Linked DNA regions of Homo sapiens: region 1 is linked to region 2. A link is a contact called in ENCODE Hi-C or POLR2A ChIA-PET data. All regions are on one chromosome and are shown on one strand. Each heading gives the region's core, a stretch centred on a gene start or an enhancer-like site at or near the end of the contact. The rest is flanking DNA. Distances are from core to core; before and after follow the strand shown.

Region 1 (6,751 bases), core at 3,363-5,862, 60 kb before region 2:
GTCAAAAGGAAAACATAAACAAAGAAAGAAAGGAATCAGAAAAAAGTATTAAAAAGTAGGAATATCAACAAAGATAACAAATTCTGGAGTGGAAAACTACAATGATAAAAATTAAAAAATCAACAGAGGGATTTAAGAGTATATTTGCCCACGCAGAAGAAATCATGAAGATAAGAAAATGGAAAATACTGACTCTGAGAAACAGAAAGAATAAAAAATAAAAAATGAGCAGAGACTAAGGAATCTGTGGGACACCATCAAATAGACCAACATTCATATTCCAGAAGGATAAATTATGTTAAAAACTTTACCATTCTTTCTTTCCACCTTTCTTTCTTCCTCCCTCCCCCTCCTCTTTTTACTTTTCTTCCTCTTCCTTTCTCTTCTTCTCTCCTTCATTATCCCTTTCGCTCTGTTTCTTTCTCCCTTTCTCTTTTTTCTTTTCTTTCAACTTTCCCAATTACTAAGAGATGTTTAAATACCCTTACCATGTTAGTAGATATGGTTATTTCTCCCTTTAGTTCTCTTTTGAGATTTATAGTCATTCTAAGTAAAGAGATAACCCAAACATAAGCCTCACAAACAGGCTTCCATACCATTCTTAATTTGGTCCTGTAATTCTTCATTGCTGTATTAACTTTCTGATGCTTTTAAGGATGTTTTATAACAAATTGTTTAGTTTTTTCCAATGGAATGTTTATTCTGAATTCTCTAATTCATATTGTACGTATATAGGGAGTTTAATATAAAATTATTCAACTAACACTTCTGAAAGAATGTATTTGTGCATTTAACAAATATGTTAATCCTCAAACTGTTATTGGGCAGCTGAGCATACAGCAATAAAAATAACATAATTTTTAGGTGTACAATATTTATGGAATACATTACTGGAACAAATAAATAATTTAGTTAATGACATGACAAAGAACAGTAGTTGTATACACTATAGAGCATAGTAATGGAATAATGAGTGATTACAGTTATTAATATTAGGTAGAAAATGAAGGGTATCTTTGAGAGCAGAACTCAAGGAAGCAAGCAATTCACCTTGTGAGGAAAGAGTTACCTGTGGATAAAGAAGAAACTGAAAAATTTACAAGTCAAGACTTTTTGAACAAAAACAAAAATATGACTATTAGTCACCAATTCAGTACAGCGAAAAAAAATTTGAAGAGATATCTTGGAAGTAAACCATGTTGTGGAAGAGCATGTAGGGTTTTGATAATCATGGGATGATTCTGAATTAATTTTAAATGCGATAGGAATGTATGAGATAATTTCACCAGAGAATAACATGATTGCGTTTGCATTTCAAAGGGGTGTATCTGGTGCACTGTGTAGAATAAATGGTTATGTGAGCAAATAAATTGGGAGGCTATTGTAATCCAGAGAAAAAAGGTAGTGACTTAGGTGAGAATGCTGTGAGTATGAGTGGTATTAGTGGTGAGAAGTCGTTAGGCCAGGATGTATTTCATAGGACTGGCCAAAAGAACTGCAGCTAAATTGGAGTGTAGGGAGTGAAATGGAGAACTCAAAGATGACTCTCAGCACTGGAAGGTGACATCTGTCACTGAAGCATGCTGATGCCTCTTATTAAGAGAGTTACTTGGGAATGGCAAGATCAAAACTTCTCACTTTCAATTTTATGAAAAATATTGTTTTCAGAATGAATGACTTTGGGATCAGAAAGCCATCATTCTAATTGATGGTTCCACGACTACACAGGCTCACACTCCTAAGAGCAAAAGTAAATCATCACAAAGGTGCTTCCTGATAATTCTAGAGAATGGAGAATTACTGTAACATCTTTCTGATTTTAGGAGAGGTAGCAGTTCCCTTTTTAGCCTAAACGCTATTTTTTTTAAAGCTCAGCCAAGAGACTCCATTGTAATTTTCAAATGTGTGTAACTTAAATTCTCATATTAAATACCACTATGCTTAAATTAGTCAAAACATTTTCCCCATCTACAACTCTATCTTTTCACTGCAATCATTTTCACAAAAGTGACTGCAGCTAACAGACCCTAAAAGGGGAAAATCTAGGGTAGGTTATCTGATCTAGTTAGTTTTGAAGACAGGATCTAGAGATTATTTCATATGAAATAGGTCACCTGAAATGAAGTGTTTACTGAAAACAGCTTGGATCAGCCCAGTTTTCTACCACTGAACCATGCATTTGGTTTAAAAAACACAACAACTCTGGGGAATATTGGCTGCTTCCAACTGTGTTGAAGGTGTTAAAGAAAAGAGCATAAAAAATGATCATCTGAGGCCTTTATAATCTCTGCTCAAGAGACTAGAGTGTTCCATTCTTAAAGAAACACTCAAATATCTTAATAATCGGGCAAAATCTAAATATCAGAGAGATAATTTTATCTTGAAGGTTGTTAAATTATAATGGTTATTCACTACCTTGCCACGTCTCTGAGTCAAAAATTAGATCTTTGTTTAGGAATCAATGGTACTCTGCAACTTGGAAATAGGAAGATTTTAGAAGACTCAAACATTGACTTTCTTGTGTGCAAAAAAAAAGACGTATTGAGATAAGACAAGTTTTTCCTTGCAAGGATACCTCTAATGCTAATACACCACCTCCCCTAATGTTAATATAGCTTCAAGATCACCAACCAGTGTCAGAGAGCAGCCTATGCAACTACAAATTCAAAAGATGTCGAACACAGGGTCAAGCCTAGAATAAGAAGTCTTAGCTAATTAAGTATGCTTTTTTCCCCAGATCCATATTAACAAAAACTTGGATATGTCAGAGAATGCATTCTAAGTTCACTCAACCTAGGAGGGAGAAACATAATTTTAAATTAAGAGCTGAAGCATTCTTGCCCTAACAAAAAGCAAGGAAAATCAAATATCACACCACAGGCGGGATTTCACAAATTAGTGTCAACATCCAAACCTTAAAATAGGCAAGGAAAATGCAGATTCACAATTAACTCTTGTACTTGTTTTGTTCAGAGAAGAGATGGTTCTGAGAGAATGACAGTGAATTAACCCCAACTGGTTTAGTTGGTACTTTCAATTGCTGCTTCTGATAAACTCCTTTAGCTAGAATAAATTGATTAGGATTTTGGCATGTGATATTAGAGATGGTTATTAATTTTTTCCTCTTATTTGCATTGTTCAATGTAGTAAATACTAGCTGTATATGGCTACTTAAATTCAAATTAATTACAATGAAATGTACTTAAATAATGAATTTTTTAGTCACTGTTGGTTCATTAATGAATATCTTCAGCTAAGATTTCCCAACTAAATACACTAAGAGGTGGCTTAGTTAACTGGTTGTCCACAAAAATTGAGGCTGTTAACTCCTGATATATTCTCTGCAAATAGAATATTCAGTGAGCCTCCTCCTGAAACCAGCAGCCTAGAGATAATTTTATAAATTGGATACAAGTTGGAAATCTATAGTCTTTAAGTTTTTGAAATATCAGCTTCCCAGGGAAGAAAACCAAATTCATAAGATATGTTAGGACAATTTAACTCAAGATGTTCAAAACTGAAATGACATATTCTACAATATGTGATAAAACCACCCCCTAACAACTTAAAGCAAAACAAGGATTGACCTTAAAGACCTGCCTTTTCCTCATCCCCCAGCCAGTTTTCAAATCTTGCATTTTTGAAAGGTTCTTATCCCCCTAGTCTCTTGTTTCTAGACTTTGCACATATTCAAGTTTGTTACGTCTATTTACTGACTTTCCTCTCTTCAAACAGTATCTATGTCTGCCAAATGTGAACATACAAAAAACAAATCAGAATGTGCCATTCTGATTTAAACTGCTTATTAGTTAATACCCTCAAGATAACATCTAGGTTCTTAGCTGCACTGAGTCAAGCCCACTTACATCTTTGTTTTCGGGTGCACTTTTCCTATCACATCACACTCCAGCAATGCCAAGCTGTGCCAGCCTTCTACCTCCTTTCCACTATTTTGCCCCCGCCGAAGCGGCCTTTGAAGCTTTTCGTCCCCCGGCGCCGCGGCTTTTTGCCACCCCGGGTTTTTGCCGCCGCGGCTTTTTGCCCCCGCCGCCGTGGCTTGCTGCCGCCGCTGCCGCGGTTTTTTGTGGTTTTTTACCCCAGCTCCCACTGCTTTTTGCCCCCACCGCGGCGGCTTTTTGCTGGTTTTCGCCCCTGCCGCCGCGGCTTTTTGCCCCCGCCTCAGCGGCTTTTTCTCGCCGCGACTTTTTTCACCCGCACCGAGGCTTTTGCAGCTTTTTGCCCCCTGCCGTCGCGGCTTTTTGCCTCCGCCGCCGCGGCTTTTCGCCCCCGTCGCCGCGGCTTTTGCGGCCTTTTGCCTGGGCCGCCGCGGCTTCTTGCCCCCACCGTCGCGGCTTCTTGCCACCGCTGCTTTTTACCCCCGCCACCGTGGCTTTTTGCCCCCGCTGCCGAGGTTTTCTGCCGCCGCTGCCGCGGCTTTTTGTGGTTTTTTTGCCCCAGCTCCCACTGCTTTTCGCCCCACTCCGCCGCGGCTTTTTCCCCCGCCGCCGCGCATTTTTGCCACCGCGGCTTTTTGCCCCCGTCGCCGCTTTTTGCCGCTGCAGCTTTTTGCCCCCGCTGCCGAGGTTTTCTGCCGCCGCTGCCTCGGCTTTTTGTGGTTTTTTGCCCCAGCTCCCACTGCTTTTCGCTCCCCCCTCCGCGGCTTTTTGCGGCTTTTAGCCCCCGACGCCGCGGCTTTTTGCGCCCGCCGCCGCGGCTTTCTGCTGCCACGGCTTTTTGCCCCCCGCCGCCGCGGCTTTTTGCCCCCCGCCGCCGCGACTTTCTGCCCCCGCCGCCGCGGCTTTTTGCTCCCGCGGCATTTTGCCCCCTGCCGCCGCGGCTTTTTGCCCCCGCCGCCGCTTTTTGCCGCCGCGGCTTTCTGCTCCCGCCGCCGCGGCTCTGAGGGCGGGAGCGGCAGACTCCGCTGCCAGCTCTACTGGCGTCCTGGCAAGGGCAGCGCCGAGGGGCTCTCCCGGCTCGGGGGTTCCTTGCCTAGGCGCCCGAGCCCCGGGCTCCCTGCCTCGGCCGCTGTGGCCTGCATAGGGCGGCACTGCGCGCGGAGGCGATGGGAGAGAAGAAGGAGGGCGGTGGCGGGGGTGATGCAGCGGCCGCTGAGGGTGGCGCAGGGGCCCCGGCCAGCCCGGGGCTGCAGCAGTGCGGACAGCTCCAGAAGCTCATCGGCATCTCCATTGGCAGCCTGCGCGGGCTGCGCACCAAGTGCGCTGTGTCCAACGACCTCACCGAGCAGGAGATACGGACCCTGGAGGTAAGGGGTTTGGGGACCCGGGCTGGGCTCGAGCAGCGGCCCGGACACCTCCCTTGGGGCCCCAGTTCACTCCTGGCCGAGTTGCATCCTTGAGCCCGCGTCGCGCCCTTGGAGGCTTCCCCTCCCTCCTGCACTCGCTGATGCGGCAGCCGAGAGACCCGGGACCAGCCCTCACCTTGGGCAGGATTTGTGGGGCGGGTGCTTGGTGGGAACTGGGATGGAGGCGCTAGGGTCCCGTGGGGCGGGGAGGGTGAGGGTGGGCTGCGCGCGGACATCCCCTTACCCCCGAATTTCCATCTGGTCCGGCCCTCTCATCTTGTAGGTGAGGAAACCAAAGGCCCGAGGGAGAACTGACTTGCCAGGAACCCCTGTTAAGGAGAATTACCAAAGTGTGGTTATTAAAGGAGAACTGAGTTGGGAGTCAGACCTGGAGTCCCACACCCTTGGTTAAGTCATTATACCACCTTGAGTCTGGCCTGTTGACTGAGGGTGAGCCACTCCATCCTCGTCTGATTGTGGGGTCTTGACCTCAAGGGGTTTCGTGCAGGAAGAAGCAAATGGGTTTGCTTTCCTAGCTCTGTCCAGTACCTTAGGGACCCTGAGGACTGAAGCGATTCTTGGAGAGCCATCTGGTGTATGTCATGCGTGGGCCTTTCTTGAAGGTCTGTCTGCCCAGTGGGCTGGCTCAGCCCGAATGAACTGTCTTGAATCTTTGGAGTTGTCTGTGTACTTTTAAGGGCTTCTCATCCTTGCACCAAAAGATCCCCTGGAAATTAGGTGGGAAAACCTTACCTTTTGTGGGGCCTTGTGTTTGTCTTAAAAGTTCATGCACATGGCCAGGTGTGGTGGCTCACACCTGTTATCCTGTCCTGGATCCCTTGAGTCAAAGAGTTTGAGACCAACCTGGACAATACAGTGAGACCCCGTCTCTACAAAAGATAAAATATTAGCCAGGGGTGGCTGTGCGCATCTGTAGTCCCAGCTAGTACTGTGGCTGAGGCGGGAGGAGCACTTGAGCCTGCACTGAGCTGTGATCTCACCAGTGTACTCCAGCCTGGGCCACAGAGCAAGACCTTGACTCAAAAACAACAACAACAACAACAAAAATTCTTGAAGATTTTGCATTCTGTCCCACTATCCATTGGTTTTCGTGTCAAGATAATGTGAGAAATTCTTTACAATTGCTTCCAGAAGGAATAGCCTTTTGATTTAGTGCACAGGTGTCCAGTCTTTTGGCTTCTCAGGCCCACATTGGAAGAAGAATGCTCCTGGGCCACACATAAAATACACTAATGCTAACAACAGCTAATGAGCTTAAAAAAAAAAAAAAAAAAAAGGTTTGTGCAGAATTTTGATGATACCCACCACCAAAGATAGGCGGAAAAGTCCTTGTAGTCACAGGGTTGGACACGGCTGATCTAGTGTCTTGTCGTCCGTTTTGGCTTTCTCCCGGTTTCCAGAATGCAGGTAGAGATGTAGAGACGTGCT
Region 2 (6,053 bases), core at 338-2,837:
TGCACGGGACCTCACCTCAGCTTCACCTGTTTGTCTTCCTTTATTTTTCCTTCATCTAAGTTTCTTCACTTAGTTGTGCTTTTTGGCTTTCCTGTTGTTTCTGGGCTTTCTGGTTTTCTGTTTGTTTTGATGTTTGGAAGCAATATAGTGAGGCAAGAGCAGAGACTCTGGGGACTAAAATACTTAACACTTGGCTCCCAGCTCTGCCCTTTCCTATCTTAACCTTTTATTTTCCTCATCTGTAAAATGAAAAACACAATAGTAGTCATGGAGTTGTTGTGAGTGTTAAATGAGAAAATGCACGTGTAGTGCCAAGCCAACAGTAAGCACTCAAGATATGTTCATTATTCATATTATAACATTGCTACTTTAAATTATTTCAGGAGCGAGAGGTGCAAAAGAGAAATATAATTATTTATTCTCCTATTTCAAAGTTTGATCTTTATCTCCCGTCTTCTTCTTCCTGTCTCATGAATTGTCTTTCAAGCAAATTATTTGCTGCTGTTTCTGCACTTTAATGAAACTCCTTCTACTATGTTACAGGCTAGTGCTTCCCAAACTTACTCGATCTTAAGAATCAGCAGAAGCACTTACTAAAAATACAAATTTCAGCTGGGTGTGGTGGCTCATGCCTGTAATCCCAGAACTTTGGGAGGTTGAGGTGGGAGGATTGCTTGAGGCCAGGAGTTGAAACCAGCCTGGACAACAGAGTGAGACCCCATCTCTATTTTTTAAAAAATACAGATTTCTAGTCTTTTTTTTTTTTTTTTTTTTTTTTGACAGAGTCTCGCTCTTTCACCCAGGCTGGAGTGCAATGGCACAGTCTCAGCTCCCTGCAACCTCCACTTCCTGGGTTCAAGTGATTCTCCTGCCTCAGCCTCCCCAAGTAGCTGGGATTACAGGAGCCTGCCACTACGCCCAGCTAATTTTTGTATTTTTAGTAGAGATGGGGTTTCACCATGTTGGCCAGGCTGGTCTTGAACTCCTGACCTCGTGATCCACCCACCTTGGCCTCCCACAGTGCTGGGATTACAGGTGTGAGCCACCACGCCCTGCCCAGATTTCTAGTCTTACACACCTAAAATTGTTTTATAAATGAATAGCTCTAGAACGGTGTTTCTGGGACTAAAGTATTTTATACCACATTGTCTATACTTTTCTCCAAGAATCTAATCACAGACAAATTTCCACACTTGCTTCCTATGTAGTTAGTGTCCCTTTAACATTTCAATTTTTGTTTCCTTGTTTCCCTTTTGTAACTTTTTCTGCTACTTTTTTTTGGTTGTTCCCTTACCTCTTGTCCTGCCACTTGTGGGAGTCTGTCTTTTTCCAACTCCTGAGGCAATAACAGGTCTTTTCCCACCCATCACTCCAGCACTGCTTTGGGTAAAGTATTTAAGAGCTAAAATTGTTGGCCTGGTTGGGTCAATTGGGGAATGAAGGTATATCCACATTAAGAGAAATAGTTACTCAGTAACTGTTTCAGCCACTTCTTCACAGAGAAAACCATCTGTGCCTTTTTAAATTTTTATTGGCCTGATTGATGGCTCTACAACACAGTGAAGAAGTAGCCCCACCCACCACAGCGTTCTTCATCCTGCTGGGGAAGCCACACAGAGTTGAGACCAAAAAGTACGGAAGGAAGGAAGGTAGAAAGGAAGGAAGGAAGGTTTTATCTGCCTTCCTTTGTTTTCTGTGGATAAATGCCAAATCCCTCTTACTTAAACTTTTCCCCTTTCCTTTACTTTGTCTCCAAGTTTTTCTTAGAATGAATGAGTAAATTGTTCAAATTTTCTCAATAATCTCCCTCCATAACTCATTCCAAAGTTTAATTACTTTGACAGAAGAAAGGGAGGGAAGAAGGAGGGAAGAAAGGAAGGAAAGGAGGGAGGGAAGGAGAGAGGATGGAAAAGAAGGAAAGAAAGAAAAAGAGAGTAAATAAATAAAAAGAAAGGAAGGATGGAAGAAAGAGAGAGGGAGAGAGACAGGGAGAGGAGAGGAGAAGAGAAGGGAAGGGGGGAGGGGGGAGGAGAGGAGGGAGAGGGGAGGGGAGGAGGGGAGAGGAGAGGAGAGAAGAGAATCCTACCTATTAAAATCCTACAATCTGCCCTGCTTTTACCTTAGGGCTGTTCTGACAGTTTCCCCTTGTTACACATGTGTTGCTAGGATAGTACAAGTATTTTCAAGATGAATTCTCTGCCAAAAGGTCTTGCCACTGAGTCATCACCATCTTCATCTTTTTAAAAAACATGAGCAAGCCTCAGCAGCACTTCATTCACATTAGTAAACATTACCTAGGGAAAGAAAGAATAGGCCTCAAGAACATGACATCATCATTAAAAAATAAATGCTTTCTGAGTCCCTACTCAGTGTGTGGCACTGTGTTAGCCCTAGAAATATAAAAATGTGCCTGCTTTTAGTCTCACACGCACACACATATACTCCAATATGTCAAATCCAGAGAAGTGGTGCAGACTAGAAAGATTATCAGAATTCCAAGGAGGGAGCAATTCTGCCCCAAGGGCCGGGGGTGGTCACAAAAGGTAGGGCTCCAGGCCCCAAAGAAAGGGTAGAGAGTTTGAGGGAATTAATGTGAACAAAGACCAGGAAATATTAATGAAAATAGTTTGGGAGAAAATAGTTAGTGTGCCATTTGATGGGAGCAGACAGTTTGTGTGGACTGGAAGATGAGTAGGAGGTAATAATGGAATGGTAGACCATAGTCTGCTTGGAGAGGGCCTTGAATGGCAGGCTAATTAGTGTAGCCTTAGCCTATAAGCAATAAAGAGCACCACTCTCACAGATAGCATAGAGCAGACCACTGAAGCTTCAGAGTACCTTCAATCAAAAGAAGCACGGACATTGATTACAGGAACTTTTGTGAAATGTCTCAAGTCTGTATAACTATTTCCCATATTTGTAACTTTGTTTTCTCCATGGTATCAGTGTTACTTGGGAGGACAGTGAGGAGAGGGTAGCTGGCAAGTTTACGTCCTACCACATAGGCCAGTCTGGAGATGAAAAGGACCCTAAGAAATGGTACGTGGCAGTGGTTTTAAAGTAGAAAGATAGACATGAACAATCTCTGGGGCTCACAGAAGGGAGAGAAAAACAATCTCTGGGGCTCACAGAAGGGCTTTTCATATGTTCACAGCATGCAGTCCCACACTGGCATATTGGGGGCCAGCGTGGGACTGCAAAATGCCTTTGAGGGCCTAACTGGAAGGAATCCTAGATAGTTCCTGCCAGCCCCTTAACCTGCTGAATTTCTCCAATAGCATATCTCATGGCAGTTTAAAGGAGGAGACTTAAATGGATGTTGTTAACTGAATGCACCATTTTGTGAACTCCAGAGAGCTCTGGGAATATTCTTTAAATATCACCTTATTGAATGAACTAAGCGGGATTGACTGGGTACCAGGTAAGATTTAGGTGAGTTTGTTCAGTCTTCTAATTTGAAGTTGCTGCTAATCAGGCACCACTTTCTGCTCTCCTCTGAATTCAAAAATGGCTTCAGTATTGGTGAATGAGCAGTTGTCCATCCGGGATCAGTTGGAAAAGGCTTTTGCCTCCACTGATCTTCTCTTCTAGCTGAGTTGCTCTCTTCCAGTCCTGTGGGCAGCAAGCCACCCAGGTGCCAAGGCAAGAGACCAAGGGCACAAGCTGTTCCAGTATAATAAAATATATAAAATAAGAATAGTTATACTAGTTATAGATGTTAGATATAATTATATATGAATATCATTAATCATTAGTTTGTAGCAATTACTCTTTATTCCAATATTATAATAATCCTCACTCTACAGTCATAACCTAGGAAAAACCAGGCCGTACAGAGATAGGAGCTGAGGGGACATAGTGAGAAGTGAGCAGAAGATGAGTGCGAGCCTTCTGTTATGCCCGGACAGGGCCACCAGAGGGCTCCTTGGTCTAGCAGTAACACCAGCGTCTGGGAAGACGCCCATTGCCAAGTGGACTGTGGTCAAGCGGTAGCATCAGTGTCAAGGAAAAACACCTGCTACTTAGCAGAGCGGGAAAGGGAGTCTCCCTTTCCCCGGGGGAGTTTAGAGAAGACTCTACTCTTCCACCTCTTGTGGAGGGCCTGACATCAGTCAGGCCCACCCACAGTTATCCAGAGGCCTAACTGACTCCCTGTGATGCTGTGCTTCAGTGGTCACACTCCTAGTCTGCCTTCATGTTCCATCCTGTACACCTGGCTCTGTCTTTTAGATAACAGTAGCAAAATTAGTGAAAGTACTAAAAGTCTCTGATATGCAGAAATAATGGCATAAGCTGTCTCTCTCTCTCCATCTCTCTCTCTACCTCAGCTGCCAGGCAGGGAAGGGCCCCCTGTCTAGTGGACATGTGACCCACGTGACCTTACCTATCATTGGAGATGGCTCACACTCCTTACCCTGCCCCTTTGTTTTGTATCCAATAAATATCAATGCAGCCTGGTATTTGGGGCCACTACTGGTCTCTGCGTCTTGGTAATAGTGGTCCCCTGGGCCCAACTGGCTTTTCTTTTATCTCTTTGTCTTGTGTCTTTATTTCTACACTCTCTTGTCTCTGCACATGGGGAGAAAACCCACCAATCCTGTGGGGCTGGACCCTACACAGTCCTAAATTTAACCCTATCCCTCCTTTGCAAGTAAAGGGGTCATTAACATTTAGCTGATGGAGCACAAAGTGATCAGAAAGACCTGTTGCTTCCTTTCATCAACTCTGCCCATTAGCCAAGCAGAAAAGAAATATTGGTTTCTTAATTGACTTTCATAATCACTTTCATAATCGTTTTGCATGTGGTACATACTAGGTACTCAATAAGTATTTGCTGAACAAAGGAATGAATGAATGTTGGACACTATCCTAGGTCCTGGCCATGCATCAGTAAAGAAGAAATAAATAGACAAAAATCCCTACCCCCATGGAGGTCATATTCTAGTGACAGAAAAGAAGGAACCATAGGGTCCCAAATCCTACTAGAAACAGCACTAAGCACATAATAGGTACTCAGTAGATATGTGGGGAAATGGGAGACACTCTAATATAATAATGCATATAGCTTATGTTTCTCCTTCTCAGTCTCATTGAAAAACATCATTATCCTCAAATAATTAAAAATAGAATAATGAGCCTACAAGTTCAAGACCAGCCTGGGCAACATAGCAAGACCTTGTCTCTACTAAAAATAAAAATAGGATTAACCTATAATCCAGCCATTTCACTACTAGGTATATTCCCAAGAGAGTTGAAAGCATAAAATCAAACAGATAAATATTCCTATGTCAATGTTCATAGCAGCATTATCCACAGTAGCCAAAAAGTGGAAGCAACCCAAATGTCCATCAGCAGATGAATGAAGAAACAAAATATGGTATATACATAAAATGAAATATTATCCAGCCTTAAAAAGGAAGGAAATTCTGACACATGCTACAACATGGATGAACCTGGAGAACATTATGCTAAGTGTAATAAGCCAGTCACAAAAAGACAAATTCTATATGACTCCACTTATATGAGTTATCTAGAGTAGTCAAATTCATAGAGATAGAAAGTAGAATTGGGGTTGCCAGGGACTGGGGGGAGGAAGGAATGGGGAGTTACTGTGAAATGAGTATAGAGTTTCAGTTTTGCAAGATGAAACAGTTTTGTAGATTGGTTCCACAATAATGTGAATATACTTCTCATTACTAAACTGTACACTTAGAAATGGTTGTGATGATAAATTTTATGTTATGTGTATTTTGCCACAATTAGAAAATTTTTAAAGCCACTTATTAAACATTCTTTTTTTTAGAATTGTACAAAGATTAACAAACACGAACCCTTTGCTGGAGTTTACATTGTAATACAGACCCTTCATGATGTGGCCAGGCATGTCAAGGCCATACGGACAAGAGAAGACAAACATTCAGCCTAGATACGGAGAGGAAGCTGAATATTTACATTACCCAACAGAGCAAAGATGAGTGCATTTTAGGATGGAGGGAGGGCAGGCTGTCCACACAGTGTGACTTGACTAAATACTACTGGTGATCCATTTCTCA

Evidence for each region. Hi-C counts contacts between places; a loop is a spot of excess contacts on that map. ChIA-PET counts read pairs that join two places held with the same protein, here RNA polymerase II (POLR2A). Pooled maps may share reads with other maps.
Region 1: a loop to region 2 is called in a map of HCT116, with 7 times the contacts of the local background. The contact joins two enhancer-like sites. A Hi-C loop is called at or near these places in 3 of 168 maps with a recorded cell type or tissue (B cell, CD4-positive, alpha-beta memory T cell and HCT116) and 1 of 50 pooled maps. POLR2A ChIA-PET finds 5 or more read pairs at or near these places in 1 of 52 experiments (OCI-LY7).

What each region holds. Positions count from the first base shown.
Region 1 is chr7:65,507,290-65,514,040 of GRCh38, reverse strand. It overlaps the pseudogene LOC101929322. Among named protein-coding and RNA genes, the nearest start is that of ZNF92, 140 kb to the right of the region's middle. RefSeq lists an enhancer at 3,856-4,854. Within about 2 kb of position 4,612, at least 2 of the 41 ENCODE cell types and tissues checked have a DNase peak (open chromatin) inside an H3K27ac peak, as active enhancers do.
Region 2 is chr7:65,445,170-65,451,222 of GRCh38, reverse strand. No RefSeq gene overlaps it. Among named protein-coding and RNA genes, the nearest start is that of ZNF92, 74 kb to the right of the region's middle. Within about 2 kb of position 1,587, at least 2 of the 41 ENCODE cell types and tissues checked have a DNase peak (open chromatin) inside an H3K27ac peak, as active enhancers do.